Linked DNA regions of Mus musculus: region 1 is linked to region 2. The links are chromatin loops, found by intact Hi-C in ENCODE. Cell type or tissue: left cerebral cortex. All regions are shown on one strand. Links, peaks and the distances in the headings refer to the core of each region. The heading gives the core; the rest is flanking DNA.

The links. Peaks named below come from ENCODE experiments on the same cell type or tissue, not always from the same donor. Only the 100,000 strongest peaks of a DNase experiment are listed, where the experiment ranks them.
Region 1: it touches region 2 in a loop (6-fold over the local background); 28 of 42 quality-filtered maps call a loop at or near these places.

The regions. Positions count from the first base shown.
Region 1 is chr1:155,533,506-155,541,841 of GRCm38, forward strand. No RefSeq gene overlaps it. Among named protein-coding and RNA genes, the nearest start is that of Gm5532, 11 kb to the left of the region's middle. In left cerebral cortex, for the core only: a CTCF peak has its summit at 3,961 (motif pointing left); a DNase peak (open chromatin) is centred at 3,950.
Region 2 is chr1:155,021,513-155,029,848 of GRCm38, forward strand. It overlaps Gm41980 (a long non-coding RNA gene), which reads right to left. Exons shown (of 6, transcript XR_001779499.2): 3 at 8,092-8,236; 4 at 7,306-7,361; 5 at 5,190-5,320; 6 at 270-1,409. Among named protein-coding and RNA genes, the nearest start is that of Gm41977, 4.5 kb to the left of the region's middle. In left cerebral cortex, for the core only: CTCF peaks have their summits at 4,468 (motif pointing right), 5,751 (motif pointing left) and 7,819; DNase peaks (open chromatin) are centred at 4,485, 5,239, 6,216, 6,664 and 3 more places; H3K27ac peaks cover 3,264 bases.

The sequences.
Region 1 (8,336 bases), core at 180-8,179, 510 kb after region 2:
TTTGTCATTCAGCAAGTGACTGTCCTGTGAGGGGCTTTCCCTTGTGAAATATGATCTGCTTTTTGCACACAGTAGGGAAGGAGAACAAGAGAGTGAGACTGTCTGTGATTTCTTCTCATTCCACGAACACAGTAGGACTGCATTTTGTTCCCCTATTTTAAACTGGAATGACCACATCCACTTGGGCTCATGAGATATGTGCAGAAATGACCTGCACCACCCTGACCAGGGGACCGTGCCAGGGCACTATTTGTTCATTTCTCTCTGTTGCTGCTTTAGAGACTATGGAAACATGTCAAGATGGCTCCTGCCAGCACAGGCTGGTCTGCAAGTGATTAACGGGACAGCAGTGTGGGTGTGGGTGGGGGTGGGGGGAAATCAAAGACCTGTGAGGTGAAGTCACTGAAGTTCGTGGGGATTTTGTTAATGCCACAAACAGTCTGTTTTGTCCTGATTGGTATCAGTAGTGAATTCTTCACAACTTACTTATTCACGACCTAATATGTTCATAGACAGAGTTCTTAGAGAGCTGGGAGGTATAACCCTTAGAGGATTTATTCAGGTGCATACCTGCCAGGGAAGATCTATTAGGAAGCCAGAATAAGGCTCCAGATAAACTTTAAAGGTTTTAGTAGGAAGCTCCTGGAGTACATTTACATTAATGTTTAATTGTATCAGATCAGCGGTTCTCAATCTGTGAGTCACGATCCCCCATATCAGTAGCAAAGTTACAGTTATGAAGTAGCAATAGAATAATGTTATGGCTGGGGGTCAGCACAACATGGAGAATGCATTAAAGAGTCACAGCATTAGAAGGTTGAGAACTATTGTCCTAGGTTCTTTGGATAACTGTGAGGTAGGTCCGTATGATAACAGATACTCTTCTATTTCTACCCACAATTCCATAGTGTCAGCCTTGTTCTCTTCATTGGTGTGCTTTCCTACCTCTGAGATAAACACCATGACCAGAGGTGACTTGGGGAGACAGGGTTTATTTCAGCTTACAGTTTACAGTCAACTCAGGGAAGGAACTGAAGCAGAGGCCAAGGAGGAATGTTACTTACTGCTTCGGTCTCCACGACCTGCTCCACCTGCTTTCTATGAGTGGTGCCGCCCACAGTGGGCTTGACTCTCCCAGATCAATCATTAATCAAGAATGTATTCCACAGACGTTGCATACAGGTCAATCTGATGTGTTGGTAACTTCTCAGTTGAGGATCTCTCTTCCTAGATGACACGAGTTTATATCAAGTTAACAAAAAACCTAAACAGCATACCCTCCATTCACGATGAGCAACTTTTCGGCCATCCTCTGTGTTCTCCTCTGTCTTGTTTCTGCATAAAGCGATCATCTTGCACCGAAATACAAAATGAAACAGGCCTTTCAGTTCAACAGCAAAAATTCATGCCCACTTATTATCTAAAGAAGGTTCAAATCTAAGATTAATAATATGCACGTTGGTAAATGTATGACCCATGGAAGATAGATATATTACGTGAAAGTTAGATGACTATTTGAAAGGACAGAAAATGACACTTGTGTGTCTAGGATGAAGTATCGCAGCTACACCTCTTTTTGTTTTTAAATATTTTATATGACAATATGGTTCTTTGAGTCATTTTTTAAAAACTAATATTAAAAATTGGGGGTCTTACAGTAGAATTTCTTTTAAATCATGGCTGACGGGTCATGATACCTGCACCTTAGTTTCAAATGGTTCGTCAAAAGCTTCTATAAACGCAAAGCAAATGTGACAGGAACTGGACAGCTACTGAATTTCAGGGACAGATCCTTGACTGGTAATTCATTATTTGGCTATTTGAATAGATCTATAGTACATGACTGATAAGAAAATTATAACTGAAAAATCAGGAGGAAAACATGTGTATTAGAATCAATTGAAACAGCAGGAGATTGTGTATGTGAGAATGTGTGCCGTGTGTGTGTGTGTGTGTGTGTGTGTGTGTGTGTGTGTGTGTGTGAATATGTGACAGTACCAGCATTTGTATAGTTTACAGATTCTCATTTCAGAGTCATGTTTAATGCACTTAGATAACTTACTGTTTTCTTGATTTATTTGATGGCTACTGAAGAGAGGGTTTAATTTTTATTAATGGCCTACAAATATTCTTGGTTATTTAATATTTGAAGAGATTTTGTTTGTTTGTTTATCAATACTCTTCTATTTCTACCCACAATTCCATAGTGACTTCCATAAACTACCCCAGGAAACATCCAATTCTTTCACTCTTGGGGAATTTAGCTTTCCTTTTCCACAGCTTTATTCCTGTTTTATCCATGTTTAACCATGTTTTGAAGACATGGTTTCTCTGTGTTGCCTTGACTGTCCTGAAACTTGCTCTGTAAAACCAGGCTGGCCTCAAACTCAGAGATCTGCCTGCCTCTATCTCCCAAATGCTGGGATTAAACACATGAAGTACCTTATCCAACTTGTAAATTAAAAATCTTACAGTTAGGGCTGGAGGGATGACAAGATTTGATGCCCTTGTCTGGTGTTTCTGAAGACAACTACAGTGTACTTAGATATAATAATAAATAAAATCTTTTTAAAAAAGAAAGAAAGAAAGAAAGAAAATTACTTCATTCAAACCCATTTCAAATGTTATTTCCTATTTTAAGAATAATATAAATGAAAGTATTATATCTGATTGTGTTTGCCTGACCACATTTCCTTGACAATAAAAACTATTTTGGGTTTTTGGTTGCTGACATCTTATCATTCTTCCAAGAAGAAATCCCACAGAAGTAACTGAAGCCATGAATACCTCCAAGGTGATGCCCAGCCGTAGCCATCAATATTAACAAAGAGAGCTTGACTCTTCTTTATGTGTATGTAGATGGGCCTTTTGCCTACTCGTATGTCTGTGCACCATGGGCACACCTGGTGCCTTTGGAGGCCAGAATAGGGCATCAGACCCCCAGGGACTGGAGTTAAAAACAGGTGTGAGCTGCCAAGTGAGTGCTTGGAATTGAACCTGAGTTTTGAAAGAGCATCCAGTGTTCTTAAGCACTGAGCCATCTCTCCAGCCCAAGAAAGGATATCTTAGCAAGTGCAAACTTAAAAAAAAAAATTTTTTTAAAGCCAGGCAGTGGTAGCACCTTTAATCCCAGCACTTGGGAGGCAGAGGCAGGTGAATTTCTTTGTTTGAGGCCAGCCTGGTCTACAAAGTGAGTTCCAGGACAGCCAGGGCTACACAAAGAAACCCTATCTCAAAATCAAACAAACAAACAAACAAACAAAAATTTAACCACACAAAATTTTCAAATTTTAGTATACCCTAATGTCTGTCTGTCTTATATAACTTCTAATAAGCATGTTAAACATTTTATTTTTGTGTACTTTAGAATATCCGTTTTAATTTAACATTCTCTAAAATGGGAGAGGAAAGTGACACGGAAGTGTTTGGAAATGGCAGAACTGCTAACTCACTCAGGGGCAGAGGCAGGCGGCTCCCTGAGTCTGAGGCCATCCTTGTCTGCATTGCAACTTCCAGGGCTACATAGATCCTGTCTCAAAAACAAACAAACAAACAAACAAACAAACAAACAATACAACATTAACAACAACAAAAAGAATGTCTAAAGCAAAAACAAGCAAAAGGGGCTAATAATGTAGATTCAGAGGTGAGTTTATCTCAGTCCACACTGATTGACCAATCTCTCCTTGTTACTGTATCACTCAGGCTAACAAGTGGATTTCTGAGAACATTGTTTTTTAGCTAACCACAACCTATGTTCTTTATACACAGGTCTTAGGTTTTTATGCATAAAAAGTAACAAAATTAGGATGGAGATGCTGTTTAAAATAATGATAGAATTACATAAATAATTAGTCTGTTCACTGTGCAGCGTAAAGGTCAGAGTTTTAGGGAGACAATCCAATTGGCACGTCCCAGTGACAGAACACAAATATAGCTCTATGCTGCCATCTTCTGGTCAGTATGTGTATTACACTTGCACTTGCCTGTTCCCATCAAGATAATGCATATCTAAAATACTTTACTATTTTTGCTTTACTTTCTTTTTGAAACATGACTTCATTATGTAGCCCAGGATGACCAAGAACTTAAAATCCTCCTGCCTCAGCCTCCAAAGTTATAGGATTATAAACATGTGCCACTACATCCAGCAGGATCTGGAATCACCAGCAACCTGGAGAAGCAACAAATTCAGAGGACTGTTTTTCTATAAATATGTTATATTTTATGACAGTATATATTTATTTTCTTATATCTTTGTTCTTTAAACCACTAACTTAAAACTTGAAAAGATTATGGAAACAGATAAGAAGATTTTCAGTATTTTAGTTTTGAGTTCAATGATTTTCTTGAAAGAGCTTTACTTTGCTTTTTTTTTTTTAAATTGTTTTATCTTTTAGGTCTTTTGAGACAGGGTTTCTCTAACTCAGAGATCTGCCTGCCTCTATCTCTCAAGTGCTGGGATTAAAGTCATATGCCTCGAAGGTGGGAGTGGGTGGGTGGGGGAGCACCCTCATAGAGGCAGGGGGAGGAGGGATGGGTAGGGGGTTTCCAGAGGGGAGACCTGGAAAGCGGAAAACATCCGAAATGTAAATAAGAAAAACATCCAATAAAAGGAAAAAAAAAAAGTCTTGTGCCTCCACTGCTAGGCTGCTCGTGTATCTTGAGACAGGATCTCTATACATTGTCGAGGCTGGTTTCAAAATCCCCATCCTCCTGCCTCAGTTTCCCATACACAGGCGAAGAGCTTTCCTCCTAAGGTAAACAGTTTGATGTCCTCTTCTTCCAATAAAACCAGCTCCTGCCCCATTTCATGAATTCTGAGCACAGTGTGTCAGCTCATGCAAAAGGCTCAGACTACTTAGAAAATCTTCATGGGTCGACACGGCCACTCACTTAAATGTAAGGCCAAAGACCTTTTGACATTTGAAGGGCAGCGTCTGGAAAGTAATGGGCTCAGCGGGGGAGGCTGGCCAGCTTCTCAAAGTGCACCACACGCTTCACAGTCTAAATCTGCCATCTCGTCTGAGGGTTTCCTTTTAGATCTATTCATCTTCTGTGTAGGAGCGTCTTTCCTATGTGTGTTTCCAGATGAAAGGCGTAGCCCAGATTAAAGGTGTGTTCCTTAAACTCGGAGATTCAATCTTCTGGAATCCATAGCCACTATGGCTCAAGATCTTCAAACCAAGATCCAGATAAGGATCTCCAAGCCTCCAGATAAGGGTCACTGGTGAGCCTTCCAATTCCGGATTGTAGTTCATTCCAAATATTGTCAAGTTGACAACCAGGAATAGCCACTACAATCCACCCCTTGTCAACTTGACACAAATAATATCTCATGTTCACATGAAACAATAACAAGGTTGTAAATACGCCTAACATGATATAACTATCCCTCGTACAATCGCAAACGCATTAGTAAATTTACAATGGGCATTCATATTACTTTATAATCCTCGTTTCTGCAACTGGTTACGTGGCCTTAATTGGTGTTTATAACTACCTTCCTCTACTACCCATTCTGTATTTCCTTCACCTTCAGCCAGCACCTCAGCAGGTCTTGGCTCTTTTCCTGGAGGATTGACCCATACCTTCATTCCTGATGGGTCTGTGTCCTTTGTCATCCTGCTTGGATTAGGCTGTTGTAGTTTCCCATTGACTTTAATCACAGGACATGGTAGTACTAAGAGCCGCCCTAAGGGATCTCCTATACTCCAGACATAATCTTGCTTACCACCATTGTGAAGAGGTAATCCAATTTCCCCATGGTAATCTGGATCTATCACCCCTCCTAACACTGTTATTCCTTTTTTAGCCTGTTGGTTTAAGGGCATTAGAAGCCCAAAATGACCAGGGGGAAGTCTGAGCTTCCAGTTCAATGGAATGTTTGTTGTAGCTCCTGGTAGGAGCACTCCCCTCTCTGGAGCCAAAACTTCTAAGCCAGCAGAACCTAGAGTTATGGGGACAGGAAGCAAAAATTTTCCTAGAGGGTTACTAGGAGTGATAGTAAGTGGAACTATTCCCTTTTCCACCCCTTGATTCCTGGACCCATGAATCCTGGCTGTGGGTGAAACTGTACCATATATCGAGCGCTGATTCAAAGCATATACTGCCTTCTGAAGAACTCTACCCCAGCCTTCCAAGCTGTTACCACCTAATTGGCGCTGTAACTGCGTCTTCAAAAGGCCATTCCATCTTTCTATCAGACCAGCTGCTTCAGGATGGTGGGGAACGTGGTAAGACCAGTGTATTCCATGATCGTGGGCCCACTGTCGTACTTCTCTGGCTGTGAAATGAGTTCCTTGGTCAGAAGCAATACTGTGTGGAATACCATGACGATAAGGCATTCTGTCAGTCCATGAATGGTGGTTTTAGCAGAGGCATTACGTGCAGGAAAGGCAAATCCATAACCAGAATAAGTATCTACTCCAGTAAGAACAAAATGCTGTCCTTTCCACGAAGGAAGTGGTCCAATGTAGTCAACCTGCCACCAGGTTGCTGGCTGGTCACCTCGAGGAATGGTGCCATATCTGGGACTCAGTGTTGGTTTCTGCTGTTGGCAGATCTGGCAATCAGCAGCAGCTGTAGCCAGGTCAGCCTTGGTGAGTGGAAGCCCGTGTTGCTGAGCCCAAGCATAACCTCCATCTCGACCACCATGACCACTTTGTTCATGTGCCCATTGAGCAATGACAGGGATGGCTGGGGAGAGAGGCTGACTGTCCACAGAACGGGTCATCTTATCCACTTGATTATTGAACTCCTCCTCGGCTGAAGTCACCTTTTGGTGAGCATTTACATGGGACACAAATATCTTCACATCCTTTGCCCATTTGGAGAGATCTATCCACATACTTCTTCCCCAGATGTCTTTCTCACCAATTTTCCAATTGTGATCTTTCCAAGTCCCTGACCATCCAGCCAATCCATTGGCTACAGCCCATGAGTCAGTGAATAATCGTACATCTGGCCATTTCTTCTTGCAAACAAACTGTAATACCATGTGTACTGCCCGAAGTTCTGCCCACTGTGAAGATTTCCCTTCACCTGTGTCTTTCAAGGTTGTCCCAGAAAGGGGTTGTAATGCTGCAGCTGTCCACTTCTGGGTGGTGCCTGCATAACGTGCAGAGCCATCAGTAAACCAGGCTTTAGTCTTCTCCTCTTCGGTCAGTCGATCATAGGGAACACCCCATGAGGCTATAGGCACATGTTTGGCAGCAGATGGCATTGTAACAGGAGTAGAAACCATAGGCATTTGAGCAACTTCTTCATGTAACTTGCTTGTGCCTTCAGGACCTGCTCTGGCCCGATCACGTATATATCACTTCCATTTGATAATAGACTGCTGCTGTGCGCGTCCCACTTTATGACTTGCAGGGTCTGATAGTACCCAGCTCATGATGGGTAATTCAGGTCGCATAGTAACTTGATGCCCTATTTCAAACGTTCAGTTTCCACTAAGGCCCAATAGCAGGCCAAAAGCTGTTTTTCAAAGGGAGAATAGTTGTCTGCAGATGATGGTAGAGCTTTGCTCCAAAATCCCAAAGGTCTTTTCTGTGATTCACCTACAGGGGCCTGCCAGAGGCTCCAAACAGCATCTCTATCAGCCACAGACACCTCAAGTACCATCGGGTCTGCTGGGTCATATGGTCCAAGTGGTAGAGCAGCCTGCACAGCAGCCTGGACCTGTTGAAGGGCCTTCTCCTGTTCCAGGCCCCACACAAAGCTAGCAGCTTTCCGAGTCACTTGGTAAATAGGCCTAAGTAAAACACCCAAGTGAGGGATGTGTTGTCTCCAGAATCCAAATAGACCCACTAAACGTTGTGCTTCTTTCTTGGTTGTGGGAGGGGCCAGGTGCAATAACTTATCTTTCACCTTAGAAGGAATATCTCTGCATGCCCCACACCACTGGACTCTTAAGAATTTCACTGAGGTAGATGGTCCTTGAATTTTGGTTGGATTTATTTCCCATCCTCTGATACGCATATGTGTTACCAATGAGTCCAAAGTGATTGCTACTTCCTGCTTACTTGGTCCAATCAGCATAATGTCATCAATATAGTGCACCAATGTGATATTTTGTGGAAGATCCAAACGATCAAGATCCCTTCTAACTAAATTATGACACAGGGCAGGAGAGTTAATATATCCTTGAGGCAAAACTGTGAAGATATACTGTTGGCCTTGCCAACTGAAAGCAAATTGCTTCTGGTGGTCCTTATGGACAGGTACTGAGAAGAAGGCATTTGCCAGATCAATAGCCGCATACCAGGTGCCAGGAGATGTGTTAATTTGCTCAAGTAACGAAACTACATCTGGTACAGCAGCTGCAATTGGAG
Region 2 (8,336 bases), core at 276-8,275:
GAGCCATTTCTACTCCTATAAGTAACTCCTCACCCATATTTCTGTAAGTAAATAAATAAAATACTCCATATGAAATTCATTGGCTTGGGGCTGGAGAGATGGCTCAGCGGTTAAGAGCACTGACTACTCTTCCGAAGGTCCTGAGTTCAAATCCCAGCAACTACATGGTGACTCACAACCATCCGTAATGAGATCTGATGCCCTCTTCTGGTGTGTCTGAAGACAGCTACCGTGTACTTACATATAATAATAAATAAATCTTTTTTTAAAAGATTTTTTAAAAAAAGAAATTCGTTGGCTCATCAAGTTGGCTTTTGCTGGTATCCATACTTTGTTCTGCATGGGCTTCCTATGTGGGGTGAATAGACATATATATAGTATGTATGGTAAAAGATCTGAGCCCACTTCTGGGTTTGAAAACCTACCAGAACCCACCAATTCCTGAGCATGAAATCCCACCAACCCCTGGGCTAGGCTTGAACCTCCACAATCCCCCACCCTAGAAACCACTAGCCTTTAAAACTTCACCCCTACCCCGGAGAAACCCTATATAAAATCTGTCACCTGCTCACTTGCCCCAGTAGAGGCAGCTACCCTAATGTGTCTTTCCCAATATATCACTTGTGTGGTGATGAGACTTTGTGTTATTCCTTGGCTTTCAACTGCCAGGATACCTTTCCCTTCAGAGCTGTAACACATGCAGGCAGGAGGCGGGGCGGGGCGGGGGGGGGATCTTCCCCCTCAGAGCTGTAACACCTCCACTGAGGAAGCCTTTCTCCTCAGAGCTGTAACACTTACATAGCATCTCCCCGGGAAAGGTTTTGCAACACAGCGTCAGGGTACCCCAGAGAGCAGCAGGGTCAGAAAATCCAGCTCAGGTGCCACCTTTGTCCAGCCCCAATGAGACTGACTCCTCAATAGTTTTCTCAACTATAGAATAACCTATAGAACTATCGGCTTCTAATTGGGTGTGGTGATTCTAGCCTGTAATCCCAGCACTTGGAAGACTGAGAAACGGACATGGACACAGATTCAAGGGCAAGCCTAAACTATATAGAATTCCAGGGCAGCCTGAGCTGCAGAGTAAGACATCAGATACATAGGTAGGTGGGTGGGTAGGCAGGCAGGCAGACAGACAGACAGACAGACAGACACACATAGATAGATAGATAGATAGATAGATAGATAGATAGATAGATAGATAGATAGAACATCTATCTGTGGTCCCCCCAAATCCTGGCTACTCTATGGGTGTTTGATGAAATACCCATGATGCAGAAGAATCTTTAGAACTGATCAAGGAAGAAACAGAAATCATGACTTCAAGAACCTCAGCAGGTACCAGCTGTCGGCATCCGGAACATCCTCTAGGCCTCTCCCGTTGTCTTCCCTTTGACTCTGGCCACACCCTGTGGAATCATAGAAGGGGCCATTGGAATTCTTGTGTTACTTTACCATACACAGGTAGAAACAGCTTGTCATTTGAAGAGACCTCCTCCTAGACATTCCTCTCCAGCATGCTGTTCCAATCAGAGCCACAAAAGACATGATCCCAGCAGAGGACAAGGCTATAGGGCTAACTATCCAGAGCTCTGTTCTTCACTGGTTAGGGTGTAGAAGACTGGGACCTGAGGGCCAGAGAGCTGGGATTGCAGTAGTATAGAGCAGAAATTATGCCATTAGAGCCCCTGGACTCAGGCTCCTCATCTTCCTTAATGTTGTCACTATAGGAAACCATGCTAACCCCACCTCGACTGATTTTGTCAGACTCCTATGGATACTTGAATCAACAAACATTTTATGAGTTCTGTTAAATATACATTAATCAGTAAATACTCATGCAATCAGTTCACCAAGACTAAAGAAATGCAAACAGAAATGAGGCTGGGGTACCCACGGCCGTGCTAACTGTGCTCTGTCATAGAGTCTCAGGCCTTGTTGGTCTGTCATCTTCACACTTCATTGGAAATCCATTAAAACAACTGCCGGGCCATTAGCCCTGACTCCAGTCAGAGCCTCCCTTGGGCGCTGTTCTGTGGCTGGAGCCCCTTTATTAATACTTAGTGTAATTGCTTCCGAAGCGGATAATTGTGGAGATGCTGCTTAAATCCGGAAGGGGAGCTGCATCTTATGTTTAATATGTAGGCACCTCATCCTCAGGCGAGACAGCTTATCAAACGCTTGAATTTTTAAAACGGGGAGGATCAATCGATCTACAAAAGCTGTGGCATCTGAGACAAGTCAAAAATGATTTGATTTACACAATTTCCATCTACTACTAACATCTTTTCCATGTTATGACTCAAGCATAGATGTCACATAGAATTTGAAAAACAAAATGCAATTCTAATTAGAACCCTCGTGACTACAGACCACGGAGCTGAAAGTCCATATTCATAAACGGAGTGGCCACAAGTCACGTTCTAAGACTTTGAAATTTCAAGCCTAAGAACCTATGGTAGGACTGTGACCTGCTGGGACACACAAAGCAAACAGATGACACAAAAGAGATACTAATTAAAGATAAGAGAACACTAAAATCAGACTGAAATTCAGACCACTGCAAGCCCAAGTTCCTTACAAGGATTACTACAAAGGGGAGACTCCTCTCCCTGCACATCTTAGCCCAACACAGGGCTGTTAGAGAGGCTGGAGTTATTAAAGGCTTTGCCCCTTAGCAGTGGCTTCTATTGCTCTGAACTTGGAAGAAATCATGTTATAGTGAAACCACCCTCTAAAGTCAGGAGCAGCACCATCTAGATGCTCAGTCAAGTGGTCATTTGTTTTTATTGCTACAAACTGGATTTTGCAAATGGCTTAGTCCTTGGGGTTGTTTTTAGAGCAAATTGAAGGTCACCCCTCCTTGCTCACAATCACTTCCTTGCACTGTTTTTGTAAAGCAGAGAGGGCATACAGGTGACATGCAGAGAACAGCTCAGGAACCATCACGCAGGCATCTGTCCCAGTTGTGAGCATCAATTGTCTAAGCAGGAAGAAAAAACCACTTAGCACAGTAGTCCCCAGGAGTCGGTGGATATCAAAGGTGGAGGGGGTGAGGGGGAACCCTGAAGGGGATCACATCTGTGCTACTCAATAATAAACTACCATCTGCTGGGACCGTCCTCTCAGAGAAGAACAGAAACAGTGACAGCAACTATGTCCAGAGAGCCATCACATTGGTCCCTCAAAAGGACAGCCACTAATCTTATGCTGAATTTACACGTAAAGAGTGTTCTTTCTATTTCTCTTATCTTGCTGCAGACTGGTGGAACTGTCCCTCATGGACCTACATTTACCAGTGCAATCACAAGAACCAACTTTGTAAATGCTGCCCTTCACCTTCACTGCCCAGTGCAACAGCCACAAGACCCACTCAGCCAGTGGGCACACATAGTGTGGCCAGGCCAACAGAGACAGAGATGTTGAATTTACAATGCTAGAGGTAAGAACTTCAGGACCAGGGCTGGGCTATAACTCAGTTGTTAGAATGCTTGTCTAGAAAACACAAAACCCTGGATTCAATTCCAGCACCATAAATCAGGCATGTGGTACACATCTGTAAGGCAAGCAACTAGGAATTAAAGGCAGGAGATCAGTAGTTTAAGGTCAGTCTTGGCTACATGACCCAGGACACACAAAACCCATCTCAAAAAAAAAAGCCAGGTATAGTGGGGTATAGTGGTTCACGCCTTTAATCCCAGCAGAGTTAGGGTTAGAGACAGAGGTAGGACAGATAGATAATCTGTGAGTCTGAGGTCAGCTTGGTCTACAAAGCAAGTTTCAGGACAGCCAGGACTGTTATAAAGAGAAACCTTGTCTTGGAAAATATCAAAATGAAGAGGAGGAGGAGGAGGGAGGGAGGAGGTGGGAGGAGGAGGAAGAAGAAGAGGAAGGAGAAGGAGAAGGAGAAGGAGAAGGAGAAGGAGAAGGAGAAGGAGAAGGAGAAGGAGAAGGAGAAGGAGAAGGAGAAGGAGAAGGAGAAGGAGAAGGAGAAGGAGAAGGAGAAGGAGAAGGAGAAGGAGAAGGAGAAGGAGAAGGAGAAGGAGAAGGAGAAGGAGAAGGAGAAGAAGAAGAAGAAGAAAGAAAGAAAGAAAGAAAGAAAGAAAGAAAGAAAGAAAGAAAACAGTACCAGAAGAAGATATATGTTTCTTTTTCATATTAGCTATTGATTAATGTTGAAATAATAATTTTTTGGGCAACTTGTGTCAAGTAGAATACAGCACTAACAGTAACTAGTTTATGTGGTTTGAGAATCTTGTTACTAAGTGGCTGTTACATTTCTCTTGGCAGTGCTCCTCAGATGATCAGCATCAGAGAATAGATTTGGGTTCTATAAGCTTATATGTTATTCATTTGGCACTTGAATACCAACTAAATGGGGCCCAGTGTATGTTTCCATGCGGGGCTAAGAGTTCAGACTATGCCTGAATGTTTGCCTTCACTGTTCATCTGGTAGACTTGACATTCATTGTGGCCACTAGAGGGCAGTGGCGTATATAAAATGTGTTTTCATCCATTGTGGGCCTCTGGTCCCATGCAGAGATTCTCCTGAGCTGTCACCATCTAATTATTAAAGTCCAATCTTTTCCTTTCCCACTTATGTGCCATATGCCTGGGGAGAGAAAGACCACGGGGACAGAGTGCAGCCAGAGCTGGCCTGTAAACTGTGAGGCTCAGAGGCAGGTCATGCTGTGAAAGAAAGTGGATGTTCAAAAGCAAAAGTACAAAGCCCCAGGCTGTGGAATCAGGTTTGCCGTCCTGGCTCTGCTACTAACAAGATGCAGGGCCTGAAGCAAATCCCTTGGCCTCTGTTTCCTCCCCACCTCCACCCCCGCCCCCTCCTAGACTGAGGAGGAGGAACAAGGTGAACTTTAACAGTGACAGACATCAGTATTCTGCAGTTTCAAGAGCAAACCCCTAAGGCCCTGTTATAATAGGTTTGATGGTCTTCTAAATGAGTTCTAATTACAGGACTTCCAGGCACCGTAGTATTTACTGTAAGTTGATGATCCAAAGGCCCCTCCAAACACTTAGCAGCAATAGATAAAATCGAAAAAGTTTAAAGTTTAGAATCCAAAGCTGAGATGGTTCCGTTAGTAAAGTCTAAATGAGTACTTGTTAGGAACTGAGTCCAGTTAGGAAGTCTGCCTTGCAAGCAGGGCATCTGGGTTTGGATCTCCACCACTCACCTAAAAAAACGATGGGCACGGCCTTAGGGGTCTAATCTCAGCGCTGGGCTCGGGAGGAGAGAGGCAGCGCCCTAAAGCTCACTGCTAGTTGTCCCAGCTGAATCAGTGAGCTCTAGGTTCAGTGAAAGAGCCTGTCTCAAAAGAAGGTAGAAAGCCATGTAGCAAGACACGTGACATCATCTGTTCTACCCACAAATACATACACACATACACACTATACACACTCTCACACATACACATACTTATGCACACACATATACACACTCACACACATATACACATTCACAAACACACACATACACATGCATACACACTGGCGCATACATTTACACATACACACACACACACACTGTGGGAAGGATAATATGCCAAGTAGTGATAGATGTTATGAAAAAAATATAGGGCTGGAGACATGGGTCAGCGATTAAGAGCACTGACTGACTTCCAGAGGTCCTCAGTTCAATTCTCAGCAACCACATGGCAGCTTACAACCATTTGTAATGAGATCTGATGCCCTCTTCTGGTGTGTCTGAAAACAGCAATAGTATACTCACATACATAAAATAAATAAGTCTTTTTTAAAAAAAGAAAAAATATTCAGGATCCTTAGAGATATAAAGGAATAGCTAATAATTATTGATTTTTTAAAAAGATGTAAGTTATGAAACCGTGCACAGCCTAAATAAAACAAAAAGTTATTTAAAAGGAAAAGTACAAAGGAAAGGTCATTACAAGTGTGAACTGCTTCTGTGTATTTCCTCCCTGCCAGACAGCTGTGGGCACCTGGACTGGACCCTCGTTCCTGTTCCCTGAATGAAACGAAATGAGAATGTGTGCATTAAAATACATAAATCGAGTAGCATTATGTAAACCCCAGCGAATTGTGGGGAACAAAGAACACTAATGAGTGGCAGTGATGAAGAAATCACCCAGAGCAAAGAAAAGCAGTTCAATATCAAAGCACAGACTTGCTAAGCCAGGGAGGCGCCGCCCACGGAGGCGGAGCCAGAAGTACTGAGGATGCATCTGTATGACTTGATCATCCATCTGAGGTGACAGGCAGTGTGGTGGGCGTGCACAACTGCAAGACCTGCAGGCAGGTCTCCAGAGATCAGCCAAGAAGAGCAGCCACCCACTCCTCCCACTTCCTCCCTCTCAGGTAGCCTGTGCGGCCAATGAGACTCGTGTACACACACACACACACACACACACACACACACACACACACACACACACACACACACACACTACAAGTATAGAGGAAAGACATCCGTACTCTCTCCCTGATTCCATGGACCCCTTTGGAAGATTATTAACTCTAAGTGAGGTCATGAGGAGACTGGAGTCTGGAAGGATTAACCTTCCGAAGAGAAACCAGAGTTTCCTCTGTCTTTTGAAGATACGAGCAGAAAGCTGCTGTCTGCAAGCCAGGAAATGAGCAAGCCCTCATTAGAACCAGACCGTGCTGGTACCCTGAACACAACCTCCAACCTGGGGAGAGAAAATCTGGAGTAGGTGGCTAAAGTCACTCAGCTTTCCCGTATGCTAGCTTAACAGTCCGAGCTACACACTCGAACCATAGCCTGAATCTGTTCTAGAGATAAGAACAGGTGTGTGTGTGGAATTGTCCCAACCCTAGAGAACAGGGACAAGGGTCCAGTCCAGGTGTCCACAGCTGTCTGACAAGGAGGAAGTAGACAATTTTGTAACTAAGAAGCTGTTCACATCGGTAATGACCTTTCCCCCTGCTAAGCCCTTCCCTGAAGCCTGGACTGGCCTTGCCACATTTTCAGGACATCAGGAACACCTGCTCCATTGTTAATAGCACCATTTACGGGAACATGGACTTGGACTTGAGATTGCCAAGCTTGGCTGTACCCTGCAATCTTCCAGGGTGCTTTCAAATACGCTCTCCCCCTCAGACTCTGTTCAATTGGTCTTGGTTGTTGCCTGGGCACGAGGGTTATTTATAACTCCCTAGGTGGTGCTCCTTTTAATCACAGTTGGGAAATACTGGCCTAGAAGTTGGTAAGACAAAGAAAACCTTTTTCACTGCCCAATGGGCTTGGGATCTTGGACAGGGACTCAAAGGCCCAATAGACAACCAGGGACATACCTTGGTGAACCTCAGAAGCCGCTACTGGGACAGCTGTGGGACTACTTCCTCTTTCCCTGGAGGAAAAACATAGCTCTCTCTACAATCAGGAAACAGGAAGCACGGGGTGCCTGTCAGCAGAACCAGCAATCCCCCTGCATGGAAACTTGGGCTTCCCCTGCCACTGACAACTGGAAAGACCAGCAGCTGGTCTTCCCGGCTCACCTGCATGTGGGAATGACCTAGAGAAAGCCTGCTCTTAGACCCTACTCCCTCGGACTTAGAAAGCCCTCCCCCCACGGCTGGTCCCTCCTGCCCCTCCTTCTCAGCCCCCTAACGCCTAACTCTTCCTGCCCACCCACACCTAGCCGCATCTTTACTGGATGCCCCCACGTTTCGGCCAGAGTTCCTGCAGTTCCCCACAAGCCACCTTTGCCCCTCGGCCTTCCTGATCCCCGGCAGGCAGTTCGGTGTCCCAGCTACGGAGGCTTGCTCCGCTCCGGCTGCTATGAATGCTAACACCTGAGTCTGCGCCCCCTCGCCACAGGAAGATAGAATTGTCTCCCTGTGCCGCCATGTGTTGGCTGAATCATCTTCCTGTGTTCGTGACTCCCAGTGGCTCGTTATGTAAAGCCCAGCCTCCTCAGCAGAAGCTTCGGGGCTCCTGTAGCCTTATCTCACCCCTTCTCCCAATTGCTGTGGCCCCAGAGCTGGGCTTTCTGCCCCTCAGGAGGTATGAACTCACAAGCTTGCTCCCCTATAGCAATTAGCTTCATACTTAAGAAGTGACCCCAACCTATTTCTTACCGTTGCCTCTGTGTCCCTTCCTGTGCTTCTTTTCACGTCCTCCAGTAGCACCGCCACCCACACATCTAAGCCCTCAGAGCTCCTGGAGAGTGTGGGGAAGCGGCCTTGTGTCTTTGCTCTTCCCTCTCCATTCCATCCTGGGATCCTAATAAGAAGCAGAAACCCCAGAGCGACTTTATTGGTTGTCACTGTGCAGGTACATAGCAGGTGCCAACCCTGCTTCCTGGGCAACCCAAGTGCCTAAG